Linked DNA regions of Homo sapiens: region 2 is linked to region 1. A link is an interaction called in ENCODE POLR2A ChIA-PET data of the cell type or tissue named here. Cell type or tissue: A673. All regions are shown on one strand.

Region 1 (8,000 bases):
TCAAGAACTTTTCCTTTGTATTCATAACTTGACTGTTTGGCACAAAATGCCAGTTTTTTGCTTCTATCAGCTTTCTACATCCCTTCCTCACTAAACTTAATCATTTCTAGTTTTTTATTTAAAATGAAGGACTTGCAACTCTTTTCATTTGAACACTTAGGGGCCATTATAGAGTTATTAATTGGCCTAATTTCAATACCATTATATCTCAGGGAATAGGAAGCCCAAGGAGAAGGGGAGAGAGACCTGGTGGTAGGGGGTAAGAGGGTGGAGGTTGGTTGGTGAAGCAATCAAAACATACACAACATTTATCAATTAAGTTATTGTCTTCTATGGCTATGGTTTATGGCACCCCAAAAGAATTACATTGGTAGCATCAAAGATCACCTATCATAGATCACCATAACAGATATAATAATAAAGGAAAAATTTGAACTGTTGTAAGAATTACCAGAATATGACACACAGACACAAGTAAGCACATGCTGTTGGAAAAAAATGGCCTTGATAGACTTGCTCAATGCAGGGTTGCCACAAACCTTCAGTTGGCAAAAAAATGCAGTATCTACATGTTTGGGAAAAACTTTCCAACCATGTTTTCACTGTGTTCTCACACCACAATTAACACAGAAGACTTCCATGACCAGCTAGATGTACTCCAATTCAATTCTAGTACCCTCTACTTGAAGACAGTGTCGGATCCCACAGGTTGAGGGCTCAGTCCCCAAGACTGCCCCCCACCCCAGGCACCATTCACAAGTACAGGCTTCCAGAACTTTTGACCAACCGGCTTCAAGTTGGGGTTCCCACAACCCCCTCTTCCAGTTCACTTAATTTGCTGGAGTAACTCATGGAACTCAGGGAAACACTTACTTATATTTACTGATTTATTACAAGGCATGTTGCAAAGGAAACAGATGAAGAGATACGTAGAGCGATCTATGAAGGAAGGAGGGGAAGCTTCTTTGACCTCCCTGGGGCATGACTCTCCTGGAACCTCCATTTGTTCAGCTATTTGGAAGCTCTGCTAACCCAGTCCTCTTAGGTTTTTGTGGAAGCTCCGCGACATCAGCATTCCTTCCTCCAGGGTAGAGGGGGGAAGGACCCTCTGATTGCTCATAAGACCTACAGTCAGAAAGGTAGGGGGTGGTGATTAGAGCCCTACCTTGGGGCAGGTAAAAGGAGAGCAGAAGGAGATCAGAGACATTCTGTTTTCTGAGGCCTGCCCCTAAGGCCTAACATACCCACCATTAAACCAAAAAACTGTAACAAGGGATATGGGAGTTATGAACCAGGACCTGCAAACAGAAACATAATACATATTATAACACCACACTGTGAAATACAATAAAATGAGGTCTGCGTGTACTTGAATGTCAACAATGGTATTACGATGACATGCTCCAATTTCTTTGCTTTAGAGAACGTAGCCTCACCAGTCATCACCCTCCCAAGGATGCTGGTTGTAGAGTTTTATGACAAAGACATTTCTACATCCGGAGATGACAGCTTAATAGTGTGGAAAACGGTTCTGTAAGTTGCTGAGGACCTGAAATGGATACAAGTGAGGCATTACACATTTGTAGTTTTAGGCTGGGGTGGTAGTAAGTGGTTCATCTGACACCATCAGGTTTAAAAGTGTACTAGCCTGCTAGGGCTGCCCTAACAAAATACCACAGACTGGGTGGTTTTGCAGAAATTTATTTTCTCAGTGTGTTATGTATATGTATGTCGACTGCTACTCATCCATTTTAAAAAGTATGAAATAATGTATTTTGCAGCAACCTGTATGGGAATGGGACCATTATCCTAAGTGAAGTAACTCACGAACAAAAAACCAAATACTACGTGTTCTCACTTAAAAGTAGGAGCTAAGCTACACAAAGGCATACAGAGAGGTATAATGGACATTGGAGAGTCAGAAGAGTGGAAGGAGGGTGGGAGAGGGATGAAGAATGAAAAATTACCTGTCGGGGGCCAGGTGCAGTGGTTCACGTCTGTAATCCCAGCACTTTGGGAGGCCAAGGCAGGCGGATCACCTGAGGTCAGGAGTTTGAGACAGCCTGGCCAACGTGGTGAAACCCCATCTCTACCTCAAATACAAAAATTGGCTGAGCATGGTGGCGGGTGCCTGTAATCCCAGCTACTCAGGAGGCCAAGGCAGGAGAATAGCTTGAACCCGGGAGGCAGAGGTTGCAGTGAGCCGAGATGGCGCCACTGCACTCCAGCCTGGGCAAGAGAGCAAGACTCTGTCTCAAAAAAAAAAAAATTACCTGTGGGGTACAGTGTATACTATTTACATGACAGGTACACTGAAAGCCCAGACTTCACCACTGTACAATTCATCCATGTAACCAGAAACCACTTGTACCCCTAAAGCTATTGAAATAATTTTTTTAAAAAAGAAGAAGAAGAAGAAATTTATTTTCTCACAATTCTGGAGGCTAGAAGACCAAGATCAAGGTGCTAGCACAGTCGGTTTCTCCTACTGCCTCTCCTGCTGGCTTGCAGATGGCCACTTTCTCACTGTATCTTCCTCTTATAAAAATGCCAGTCCTGTTAATCCAGGCCCCACCCCTATGATTTCATTTAACATGAATTACCTCCGTAAAGGCCATGTCTTCAAATACATTCACATTGGGAGCTAGGACTTCAACCTATGAATTTTGAGTGACACAATTCAGTCCATAACAGTCACAGAATGCAGAACATGTTTACAGATACTAGTGGGCCATGCAAAATTGATGTGTGTATTTGGTTCTGTAAGAGAATAATCAGTAGGTACTGTAATAGAAAAGGTGTAATGTGGGCTCTCATAGGCTTTTTGGACCCCTGTGCCTCTGAAGGGATTCTTTTATCAAGACACCCCTGTGTGTAAAATTCAGGAAAATTTTTCAGACTTCACTTGATAAGCTTCAGACTTTCCGAGGTTCACACAGTGACACAGCCTGATGTAGGATTTCGTAAGTGATTCTGTTGCCTAAGCTGAATCCTTCCCAGCAGCCACCTAGGGCTCCAGACAAATAAGCATACATTAATCTCATCTTTGCATGAGACTCATTAAAGTTGTGTTTTGTACCACACCCAGGATAAGGAACAACAGGAACAAACCATCACAGAGTTTCCTGGAACTAGGGGAAGAGAAAGAAAGAAGGGAAGGAAGGAAAGAGATTGAGACTGGGTTTAAGTCTTGATTCTATCACTTACTAGTTTACTTGACTTTAGAGAAGTTCCTAAATTTCTCTGGACATCAAATACCTCTTTTGTAAAATGGAAATAAAGATACATGGCCTGACCAAGTTGTCATAAGGATTAAGCAGAATAACACCTAAACAGCTAGCATGGTATCGAGAACATGGTGAGCACTCAGCACATTTTAATTAGCTTTCCTCTCCTATGATAGTACCAGGTAAGAGACTGAAAGAGAAATTTGGAGAACAAAGAGAAAAGTTAAAGTTCCGCTTGTATGTAAGTGACTTAACATCAGTATACTAAAATTATAACTTGTGGCCGGACGCAGTGGCTCACGCCTGTAATCCCAGCACTTTGGGAGGCCAAGGCGAGCAGATCACCTGAGGTCAGGAGTTCGAAACCAACCTGACCAACATGGAGAAACCCCGTCTCTACTAAAAATACAAAAATTAGCCAGGCGCGGTGGTGGGCGCCTGTAATCCCAACTACTCAGGAGGCTGAGGCAGGAGAATCGCTTGAACCCGGGTGGCGGAGGTTGCAGTGAGTGTAGATCACACCAGTGCACTCCAGCCTGGGCGACAGAGCCAGACTCCATCTCAAAAAAAAAAAAAAAAATTGTAATTTGTAAACCTTAAATAACACCCTGCATCGCATGTTGTAAATTAGATACTATGCTAAGCTGTACAATAGGCATTGCATTTGAGCCAGTTGAATTAAATTATCATTACTGCCCTTATATGGTGACAGCAGTTAAGTCCAAACTCATTCGTTAGAATTGCCTGATGTGTTAATAAATATTGTTAAATGGATTAAAAGGTATCAGAAACAGTTATGTGAACTGTAATGGAATCCTCTGGTTAAAACCTTTCTGTGCCTTTCCATTGGCCATATTATTGAGTCTGAACTTTATCAACATGCATGATCTGAGCCCTGCTTACTCCATGAGCCTCAGCTTCTCCTAACCTTCTATCTCAGCTCTCACGTCTAATGCCGGGTTCCCACCACATGGGACTCTTAGGTTTCTCTTCCCTGGACTCTCACGTGCTGTGCACACTGAGACATGCTATAAATATATATATATATATATATATGTATATATAACTATATATGTAATTTTCCATTACATATGTAGTTGTATAACCTATACATTTTCAGATACTGTTTAAGTAGAGGGGAAAACAGCATAAATGTATTATTTAGTATAGATGTTATTATGTCCTACTTTATACAGTGTATCAGATCTAAATCTAAAATGAATTGAGGTCTTCCTGCCTTTAACTACTATAAGGGATTTTTTTCTTCTTCTTTTTTTTTAGAGACAAGGTCTTCCTGCGTCACCCAGGCTGAAGTGTAGTAGTGCAGTCATAGCTCACTGCAGCCTCCAAACCCTGGGGCTCAAGTGATCCTCCCACCTCAGCCTCCTGAGTGCTAGGACTGCAGGCACACACTACCACAGCCAACTAATTTTTTTTGTTGTTTTTTTATATAGAGATGGAGGTCTGGCTTTGTTGCTCAGGTTGATCTCTAACTCTTGGCTTCAAGCAGTCCTCCTGCCTCGGCCTCCCAAAGTGCTGAGACTACAGGCATGAGCCACCATGCCCAGCCAAGGATTTTTAAATGCCTGTGCAGCCACTGCCATATCATTTTGACTTGGGTTTTCAAAAGAAAAGGAAGTCAAATATAATGATTATTGTAACACAAAGAAGAGGATTCTCATGAAAAGGCTTTTCCTCTTAAATTCGTATCAAGTAAAAATAACTTATATGGATACTTTTTAAAGATAGAAGGCTTAAGTTGTTGATATAAAACATCAAAAAATATGTATGTGTGTAGAGAAATTTATCTCAAAAAAAGACATTAACAGTAAACCAAGCAATACAATCAGATTGTTCCATTGAGTTTTTCCTTTTTGTAAAACTGTAGACCTTCTGAAGAATTTTTTTTCAGATGCATCTGCTTAGCACAGAGAATGAGACATAAAGGTAGTATAAAACAATTCTAAAAAAGTAAATGGTGTGTGAGCTTTTTTTTATTTGCTTCACAAGTAATTTACTTTAAAAAATTAACATCTGCTATTTTGAAGCTAATCTTAGTGTATTGAATGCTCGTAACCATTTCTCAATCCCACAGTCTTTTATCTTGCTTCTCCTGCTGTGTTCCCACCACCCCTCATCCCATTAGCAAACCTTGAGACAGCCTCACACTTACCAAAGTACTGCTTTGGTTTCAGCTGCTCTTCTGCAAGAGGAAGTGAATGTTGGGGGTTTTCTCTGTGGTACAGTTGTGATAAAGCTGTGGTGGTCTTATCTCTCTCTTAGGTAGTGGCTCTTTATGACTACACAGCGAATCGATCAGATGAACTAACCATCCATCGCGGAGACATTATCCGAGTGTTTTTCAAAGATAATGAAGACTGGTGGTATGGCAGCATAGGAAAGGGACAGGAAGGTTATTTTCCAGCTAATCATGTGGCTAGTGAAAGTAAGTTTTATGCTCCCTTCCTGGTTTACTAGTATGGTATAACTGATAGTCCAAGATTTTATCATTTTCTAGTCTTTAATTTACTGTCTTTGTAACCTTTGCATATGTTTACCAATGGGTATTGTTTTTCATTCTCATGATGTAAAAAAATAAAAAGAGGAGGCACTAGTACATTAGAAGCTGCTCCATTCTGAGATTGGAATGTTTGTTTCATGGACTTCTTATCCTCGGGGACCCTGCCCCTCTAGCTACCAGCTTTCTTATTCAACTCATTTGACCCTGCCACCTGCCTCATGCACAGTTCTGTCAGTTCTTCTCTAGCCACAGTGCCTCCTCAGCTGACTGGCATCTTAAGAGCTTCTAGTTCCCCAACTGCATTCTTTTACTTTGTATACCTCAGTCCTATCTGGTTACCTGTGAAAACAAAACTACAATAAGTTGTTTCATTCTCAAGTAAATTTAGCCCTCATTTATGGGGGAAAAAATGAGCCAGAGCTGAAAATATGTAAGCACAAAGTTGATAAATGACAATTATTTAAAAGTTATGTGCACGTGTTGACAAAGCCTAGAACTTACCATGTGATGTGACAAGACTGTATGAACCTTTCTTGTATTTTAATTTCTACTTCGTGTTTTAATAATGGTTTTTGTTCATTAAATAATAGCTTAAAATGAAAAAAAAAAGAGCTAGGGAAGAAAATCTAAATATGAGTTTCTGAAAGCTGTAGATTCACCACTAGGCCTTGAGAGGTGAAAACAGAACGAACGCAGAGAGCCTGAAAACAAAAATAATAATAACTTAAAACTGTCATTAAAGGGGAGAAGTACAGTAGTGCTTCTTGAGAAGAATGCATTCTATCCACAATTAACTTGATAGCATGCTAGGAAAAGCACAACACTCAGGGGTCAGGAAAACTGACTTCTAACCTCAGCTCAACATCTTACACTCATACGCCCCAGTTACCTTCTGTAAAATGAAGGAATTAAATGATATTATCTGTAAGCTTTTCTTCTGTAAGCACAAAAATTCTGGTTCTGATTCAAAATGTAGTATAGGCGGGCCAGGCACTGTGGCTCACGCCTGTAATCCCAGCACTTTGGGAGGCCGAGGCAGGCAGATCACTTTAGGTCAGGAGTTCGAGACCAGCCTGGCCAACATGGCAAAACCTTGTCTCTACTAACAATACAAAAAATGAGCCAGGCGTGGTGGTGGGCACCTATAATCCCAGCTACTTGGGAGGCTGAGGCGGGAGAATCGCGTGAACCCGGGAGGCAGAGGTTGCAGTGAGCCAAGATCGTGCCACTGCACTCCAGCCCAGCAACAGAGCAAAACTCTGTCTCAAAAAAAAGAAAAAAAAGTTGTAGTATAGGCAGCCTTGAAATTGAGAACAATCTGTGTTTTGAATATTTAAGTCTTTTGTTTCTGCAAAGAAATAATTATTATAAATAATAATTGGTTTTCAGGCTAGTCCATGAAACTGTTTAACCCAAAACTACGACTAAACAAAAATATTATTGATTCTAACCTAAGTTTTCAATTTTGACAGCCAAAGAGATGAAGGAATGGAAGAATTTCCTTCGTGATTACCGGATGCTGGGCTAAGCCTAGATAAAATTATCTGTCTTTGGCACCTTCCCACGACCTTGTCTTCAGCCAGGTCCTTCCCATTGCTCCCCTCCCCAGTCTCTCAAGTGCCCTAAGTCCCATTGCAGCTCCCTTCTTCAGTTTATCTGCCACAGTCAGCAGACTCCTCCCCTAAAAAGTTCTATGTGTCTCAAAAATTGTACCACTTCTCACTCTCATAAAATTCTTAATGTCTTCTGTGTAGCTGTTTTAGTTACCTTCTTGTAAGTAGTGAATGACATATAACTTTTTTTTTCTTTCTTTCTTTTTTTTCTGAGACGGGGCCTCACTTTGTCACCCAGGCTAGAGTGCAGTGATGCAGTCACGGCTCACTAAAGCCTTGACCTCCCGGGCTCAAGCAGTCCTCCCATCTCAGCCTCCTGAGTAGCTGGAACTACAGGGGCATGCTACCATGCCCAGCTGATTTTGACACATAACTCTTAAACTCTGTTAGAGGTATATTTTTGTGTTTAGAAGAGGTTGTGTAATGGAAAAAACATAGGCCGTATGAAAGGAAGAAATTTTAGGGCAAGTTAATTCCCATGTAGGTATAAGACAGCATATAAGTTCCATAAGCTCAGCACTTCTAACTTCCAGATCATCTAAAATAGCCAAGTTCCTTCTTCTCATTGTTGGGTCTCCCACAGGGTCAACAGCTGAGGTTAAACAGGAGTAGCTTCTGTTTAAATCAAGCTTTTTAAAT
Region 2 (8,000 bases), 980 kb after region 1:
ACATACTTACATTTTTAAAAATTCTTGTTATTTACCTGAAATTCAAATTTAACTGGAGATTCTATATTTTATTTTGTAACTTATTGAAAAGGACCTTAGCTTTATTATTATTTTCATTTTTTATTCTCAATGACTCTATGTATAAGATGGAAAAGGACCTTTGTTTTATTTCACAATATTTTGGTTAGAGTATCTGGCCGGAAAAAAAAATTTCTACTCAGCTTTATAGAATAAAGTATGGAAATTTTTTATTAAAAATAATGACAGTGGAATATTTGGTGGCCATTGCAAAAGATGTTTTGTGGTAAGTGTATCTTAAAATAGAAAAATGCACATTAAGTAAACAGAGGAGAATGCACATATATAATATGTGCTATTATTGTATATAATAGTATATAGACTATATATGTAGTACTATTACTACTATATATACTATATTATAATTATATACTATATTATGCTATATAGTAATACTATTATTATTCCTAGTATAAAGATGAAAATTTTAAAGCCCCAAGAAGATTTTTGTGCCTGCTAAATATTATATATTTATACATATAAACAGTATGTTACCAAAAAGCAACACAAAGAAAAAAGACTAGAAGAAAATATAAGCTGTAACACTTATTATTTTGTATAGGCATATAATGATTTTCAAAATCTTCTTCTTATGTTTTCTATATTTTCCATAAGGCATCCATTGCTTTTCAAATATAACAATAATACAATTTAAATGAAAAAATTGTCTAATTGGAAAACTCATTTCACATATTTTAATGCCATTGGTCCCTGTCCACACCACACATTATGAAGATAGTTTCCTGGGGTTGTGTCATTCCAAGCTGTTTCTTTTTTTTTTTTTTTTTTTTTTTTTTTTTTTTTTTTGAGATAGAGTCTCATTCTGCTGCCCAGGCTGAAGTGCAGTGACTTGATTTCAGACACTGCAACCTCTGTCTCCTGGGTTCAAGAGATTCTCCTGCCTCAGCCTCCCAAGTAGCTGGGATTACAGGTGACTGCCACCAGGCCTGGCTAATTTTTGTATTTTTAATAGAGACTGGGTTTCATCTTGTTGCCCAGGCTGGTCTCGAACTCCTGACCTCAAGTGATCCACTCGGCCTCCCAAAGTGCTGGGATTACAGGTATGAGCCACTGCACCCAGCCTCATTCTGAGTTTTGACTCCGCCAGATCTTCACTGGGCAGATATAGGCCTCTGTCTTTTACTTTTTTTTTTTTCTTTTTTGATGGGGTCTCACTGTCGCTTAGGCTAGAGTGCAGTGGGCATGATCACAGCTCACTGCAGCTTCAACTTTCTGGACTCGAGTGATCCTCCCACCTCAGCCTCCCAAGTAGATAGGACCACAGGCATGTGCCACTATGCCCAGGTAGCTTTTTTATCTTTAGTAGAGATAAGGTCTCACTATGTTGCCCAGGCTGGTCTCAAACTCCTGGGCCCGAGTGATCCTCCTGCCTCGGCCTCCCAAAGTGCTGGGATTACAGGAACGATCCACTTTGCCCGGTCTGGGCCTCTATCTTTTAAATTGAGGCTCTCTCTTTGTAATCAATCAGCTAATTCAATTCCATGCTCTTAGTGGTCACTACACATTCCAAAGTTCTCTCAAACAAGACCTGCTGCAGGAGATGAAAAAGAAAACCTATCAGCCTAAAAAGAAAAACAACAACAACAACGATGGAGTTCTTGTGGCTTTTTGTAGACATTCCATTAGATAGAGCAATGCTGGCTTTACAGCCAGCAAGGAAAAGTACAAGCAATTTATTCATGCCTCTAGCTCATCTCCTCAGCGTGTTCTGAAGAATCATTCAGCCTTCAGAGACTCATAGACTCATCCACGGTGAGGTCATTATGTTGATGTTGGCGCACAGGGAGCCGATTTTGTCAGCATGTATTGGAGAAAGGGCCTCAGAAGGGCATGGGGCAGGCTCCAAGCTTAACCATGAGCGGAGATGGTTTCAGTGGCTCTTATGTCATCGCTAATAAGAGAGTTATTTTTACAGGAGACTGTCACTAGCAAAACGTAAGCTGCCTTTTACTTTAAAGGAAAGGTGCCAGCTTCTAAGCTCATCCTTTAATTACCTTGTACGTAACAGAAGAGGTTGTTAGTGTAGTGAACACGCCAGAACAGGGGTGTGGAAGCCAAGTGTTCTCTATTCCAGCTATGGAAAGTTCAATGGCAGGTGTGGTCCGAAGCCAACCAGAGGACGCAGGAGATTGGAGAAGAGCTCTCCTTCCGTTCAGGCTCACGGCAAAGCACGTTGCCTTCTTTCTTTTGCAAAATAACCACAGGATACTTCTCAGAGAGATGCTACGGAGATGCTTCAGCCTTGAACACCAGTGAGTCACGGTTTGTACAACTCAAGGGTGCTGCCAGCCCGCCTCTGCTCTCCCTCACGGTTTTTGTTTTCTTGGTATGATAATTAGTTGTTGGCTCCATGAATGTGTCTCCCAAGGAAGAAAAATGTGGGCACCTGTTATTTCTGGAATGAGTGTTCTATGCGTTCTATTGAGGTGAGCTATTCACTCAGAGTCCAAGAGGCGGCTGGCATATGGTCACCTAACACAGAGCTCCACTGCGCTCACACTACGTGTTCACCAGACCAAGAGGAGGGAATGTGATTTTCACCTCCCACCTCCTGTCTTCTGTTGAGTTAAACAGAGTACAGGCTCTCTGGGTGGGTTGGGGGAGACTGGGGGAAGGACTTTTAGAGTTAGCAAAACCTTTAAAAAAAATACCAACGCCTGGGCCTTACTCCAGAGCCATGAGGCCAGCTGGGGCACTGGTGTTCTTTCTAAGTTCCCTAAGTACTTTCAATGAACAGCCAAGGTTGAGAAGCACTGAACTTGTCCATCAAGGTCCTTCCAAATGAAACAGAGCCCGGAGAGGCTGACAAATTGCCCCAGGGCTCCATGGCTTGTTAGCTAGTGTGCGTTTATCTGTGTGTCTGTCTTCTCACAGACTATGAAATCCTTGAGCACCTGAACCATGATGTTGATATTGAAATTCACAGGGCCTCCAGCTATAAATGTTTGATGAGGGCAAAAAGCTAGGAAGGAAAGGAGAACCAACATCTCTCTTTCCCTTGCTCCGCAAAATCTCCCCAAGGACAATTATTGCTAACATAAACTTACTGTGAACTTTTTTAACCCCAAAACTTGTCATTAAATATCAGATTCCCAAAACATATGACCCATTCATTTCTGGAAAAATTGCATGAGTCAGAAAGGCCCCCAAATCCCAAGCCCAAAGACTTTACCCTAATTAATCCAGCTGTTTTAAGCTAAGCGCTTGACCTTGCTCACTACCTCATGCCTCACTAAGCTCTCATTTTGAGGAGTCTCATTTATTCCCTAGTTACACTTGACACTTTCAAATTAATAGGCTGCTCAAAATGGCGTGTCTTCCTTTGGTATTAAGACTCCGAAGTGAAGGAAAGAATTATGGGAAGTGCATGCTGTGACGAAGGAGACAGAGGCCTAGAACCTGAGGTATTGCCGGGGCCTCGGCACAGAGTTCTAGAATGTTATGTGACTTTTCTGGTTCTATCCACCATCAAGTAAGCATCTTTCACCTGCTAGTCAGGTGGAATTCAAGTCAAATCCAGCCAATGTAGTGTGGTGTAGGGGCTCAGAATCAGAGCCATAGAACTGTTTGCAGCAGATAACTCAGTGCCCGGCCCGTGTCCCCTCGCCCTGGCCACTCAGTGCATGCAGACCACCATTCCAAATGCCCAACTCTCCACATCTGCATTCCTTCACCTGAGAGCTGCCTCTGGACCCAGTGTCCCCACCCAGGCAGCAGACTGGAAGTGCCAGACAATGAATATCCCCACCCCACCCCTACCGTGGCCTTCAAACCAGAACTAAACAGGAACTGGGTTTCCTGTGCCCTTTCCTTGCTGGTGTTTCGTAAGCTAATCCCCCAAATAATTGAATCCTTGTGTAATGATCTGCTCTGGGGAAACCCAAGGAAGACACAGTGGTCCGTCAATATACAGACATTTGATTTTTGATATTTTGTTTATTTTTGAGACAGAGTCTCACTCTATTGCCCCAAGCTGGAATGCAGTGGTGCAATTACAGCTCACTGCAGCCTTAACCTCCCAGCCTCAAGTGATCCTCCCACCTCAGCCTCCTGAGCAGCTGGGACTACACCTGTGTGCCACTACACCTGGCTAATGTTTTTATTTTTTGTAGACACAGGACCTCCCTAGGTTGCAAGGGCTGTTCTCAAACTCCTGGCTTCAAGCCATCCTCCTGCCTCAGCCTCTCAAAGTGTTGGGATTACAGACATTACAGGGATGAGCCACAATGCCCAGCCTGATAGTTGATTTTAGAAAAGCCAGTTAATCTCTCTGACAGTGGCTGTCCTAGAGTATAAAATAAGGAAAGAATTTTGAAGTCCCACGTCTTCATAACAGCACGCAAAGGGCTGCATCACGTGGCTGCCAATGACCTCCCTCACTGACCCGCCTTTCTCCCTGGCCTCGCCTCCAAGTGTGCCTCTCCCCTACACTCCTCTCCAGCCACAGGAGTTCCTTTGAATTCTTGGAACATGCCCCATTCCCACTTGCCTTTGGGACTCACTCACGCTGTCCGTCTGCCTGGAACACGCTTCCTCCTTCTGCTTGCTTGGCTCAGTCTTACATATCCTCCAGCTCTCAGCTTAAATATCAGTTCCTGTAGGGAAGCCTTTTCTGTCACCCAGTCTAGGATTGCACTCATTATATGCTCCCAAATATAGTGCTCCCTTCATGGTGCTTGGTATGCCTAGTGCAATTCTCGTTTACTTTCCTGAGTCCATCTCATTCTCCAAGAATTGTCACCACTGGTCTTTATACTCCTGGAAGGCATGAACCCAATTTATTGTCTTGCTCTCTGCTGCATCTCTGATAGCCAGCCCAATGCCTTGCCATAATTGTTGAAACAAAATGCATGTTTATCTATTGAAAAAAAAATTTTTTTTTGAGATGGAGTTTCACTCTTGTTGCCCAGGCCAGAGTGCAATGGTGCCATCTCGGCTCACCACAACCTCCGCTTCCCAGGTTCAAGGGATTCTCCTGCCTCAGCCCCCTGAGTAGCTGGGATTACAGGCATGTGCCACCACACCCAGCTAATTTTGTATTTTTAGTAGAGACGGGATTTCACCATGTTGGTCAGGCTGGTCTTGAACTCCCAACCTCAGGTGATCCTCCTGCCTCGGCCTCCCAAAGTGCTGAGATTACAGGCGTGAGCCACCTCGCCCAGCCTATTGAAAATTTGAGTTGGAGAATAAAAGGATTTTGGAATAAAAATTAAAACAAAGCTTCCCATCATAGGATCCGCCTTATGTAGCTTGTACCTGTGGCAAAATACGGAGTTGTCTTCTATCAGTTCTTCTGCTTGAAGCCCAGGGAAAAGAGTGTATGTAAAAGATGTGCTTCCCTGTGGCTGAGAGCAGCTTTATCTTTTTATCCTAGTCTGGGCTATCATTTTTATTTTTATTTTTATTTTTATTATATTAGAGATGGAGTTTCACTACGTTAATGTTGTCCAGGTTGGCCTCGAACCCCTGGCTCAAGTAATCCTCCTGCCTCAGCCTCCTGAGTAGCTGGGACTACAGGGATGTGCCACCACACCCGGCTTATCATTTCTAACATGAAAATTTAAAAGTTAAACTTTAAATTTAACTGCGTTAAAGTAATCTAACCCAGTAACATAAAAATGTGAAGTTGGGCTGGGCACAGTGGCTTATGCCTGCAATCCCAGCACTTTGGAAGGCTGAGGCGAGCAGATAGCTTGAGCCTGGCAGTTCAAGACCAGCCTGAGCAACATGGCAAAACCCTGTCTCTACCAAAAAAAAAAAAAAAAAAAATACAAAAATTAGCCTGGTGTGGTGATGCACACCTGTGGTCCTAACTACTCCGGAGGCCAAAGTGGGAGTATCACTTGAGCACTGGAGACAGAGGTTGTAGTGAGCCAGATTGCACCACTGCACTCCAGCCTGGGTGACAGAATGAGACCTTGTCTCAAAAATTGAAAAAAGAAATGTGGAGCTGGAATTTGGAGAAGAAAGGTTAGTAGTTGGCCAAGCACAGTGGCTAATGCCTGTAATCCCAGCACTTTAGGAAGCTGAGGCAGGAGGATCACCTGAGGCCAAGAGTTTGAGACAAGCCTGGGCAACACAGCGAGACCCTACAAAAAATTTGAAAAATTAGCCAGGTGTGTTGGTGTGCACCTGTAGTCCTAGTTGCTCAGGAGCCCAGCAGGTCAAGACTGCAGTGGGCCATAATTTCACCACTACACTCCAGCCTGAGTGACAGTGCCCAAGACCCCATCCCTCATAAAAGAAATAAAAATTAAAAATTAAAATTAAATTTAAAGGCTGGGTGCTGTGGCTCACGTCTATAATCCCAGCCCTTTGGGAGGCCGAGGTGGGCGGATCATTTAAGGTCAGGAGTTCAAGACCAGCCTGGCCAACATGGTGAAACCCTGTCTCTACTAAAAATACAAAAAAATGAGCCAGACACGGTGGCACGTGCCTGTAATCCCAGCTACTTGGGAGGCTGAGGCAGGAGAATCGTTTGAACCCAGAAGGTGGAGGTTGCAGTGAGCAGAGATCGCACCGCTGCACTCCAGCCTGGGTAACAGAGTGAGACCCTGTCTCTAAATAAATAAATAAATAAATACATTTTCTTAAAAGGGAAAAAAAATATTTTTAAACTCTTTAATGAACAGTTACTAGCAAACATTGTATGTAAGCAATGTTTGCAAGCAGAAGCTACCATTTGTCAGCTATTAAGGTCAATGCAACCTTCCTAGGTGTTGGCCTTTCTGACATTCACTCCTTTACACTTAAGGGTGTAATGGGCTTTATCTCAATAATCCCTAGATCCTCTGAGGACAGGGCTATGTTCATTTTTAAATTTTTTTATGTTTATTTTTATAATTTTTTAAATTTTGAGATGGGAGTCTTGCTACGTTGCCCAGGCTGGTCTCGAACTCCTGGCCTGAAGTGATCTGTCCTCTTTGGCCTCCCAAAGTGCTGGGATTACAGGCATGAGCCACCATGCCCAGCCAACGGATGAGGCTATGTTCAAAGTCACTCTCTCAGCCTTTTCTGACCACCAATAGACCCAAAGTCCACATTTCTTAGCACGGCATAGATGCCTTCTGGGGCCTAATTTTGCCTACCTTTCTCTCCCAGCTCGTCTTCCTCCATAGTCTGCCTCAGACTTTCCTTGTGTATTTATTTGCAGGCATAATGTCATTTCACGTCTCTGTGACGTTGCCCTTCCTATTCACCCAACCACAGAACTCTTCCCCACCCTTCCGTCAATTTTGCTTGCCAACTCCCATTCATCCTCTGAGACTCAACCCAAGCCCCAGGGCAGGCTTCTCTGAACGTCCAGATTTGGAAGCTCCTCTCTGGTTCCCACTGCCTCTGCTTTCTCATCAGCACAACATTCATGTGTTGAAAACATTTATTTGCTACGCCCCACCTACTCCATCCTGAACCACTCTCTAAGCTTTTAGAGGACAGGATCCATGTCTTCATCTCATTAATGCCAAGCACAGTGCCTGTTACTATTCAATAAATGCTTGCTCAAATATATTATTTTGGTATTATCTAGCCCTGCTTGACTACCAGCAGACACACTTTCAATAAGTAACTGATGATTAATTTACTAAGAGATCATAATAAAAAAGTTTTTGCCAAATGCTCTTTATTTTAAGTGCGTTCAATAAATTTGCACAGATTGGAAAAAGGAAATGTCTTGGCTTAAAAAATTTTCTCTATGATGTGCACTGGTCTTTCATTTTGAATGCCGTTTTCGCAGACAGCAGGCCTGATATGGAATACCTGGGCGAAGGGCACGCTTTCCAGGCATTGCACTACAAATCCTAACTTCTTTCTCACGTATGCGAATGTGTGGCAAGTATGTATGTTGATAATTCCTAAGAAGTCTGTATTCTATTTTAATCAAACTGAATAGGAGTAGTCCT

What was found. ChIA-PET counts read pairs that join two places held together with the same protein. Peaks named below come from ENCODE experiments on the same cell type or tissue, not always from the same donor. Only the 100,000 strongest peaks of a DNase experiment are listed, where the experiment ranks them.
Region 2: POLR2A ChIA-PET joins it to region 1 with 10 read pairs; 2 of 35 experiments call an interaction of 5 or more read pairs at or near these places.

Annotation. Positions count from the first base shown.
Region 1 is chr6:135,320,835-135,328,834 of GRCh38, reverse strand. It overlaps AHI1 (Abelson helper integration site 1), which reads left to right. Exons shown (of 29, transcript NM_001134831.2): 25 at 5,511-5,673. It overlaps LOC124901407 (a long non-coding RNA gene), which reads right to left and starts at 5,451. Exons shown (of 2, transcript XR_007059783.1): 1 at 5,401-5,451; 2 at 870-1,549. RefSeq lists a silencer at 3,910-4,204, a cis regulatory region at 5,361-5,508 and an enhancer at 5,850-5,989. In A673, no CTCF peak of the experiment used is centred here; no DNase peak of the experiment used is centred here.
Region 2 is chr6:134,342,547-134,350,546 of GRCh38, reverse strand. It overlaps LOC105378009 (a long non-coding RNA gene), which reads left to right and starts at 2,116. Exons shown (of 2, transcript XR_943002.3): 1 at 2,116-2,351. In A673, no CTCF peak of the experiment used is centred here; a DNase peak (open chromatin) is centred at 3,896.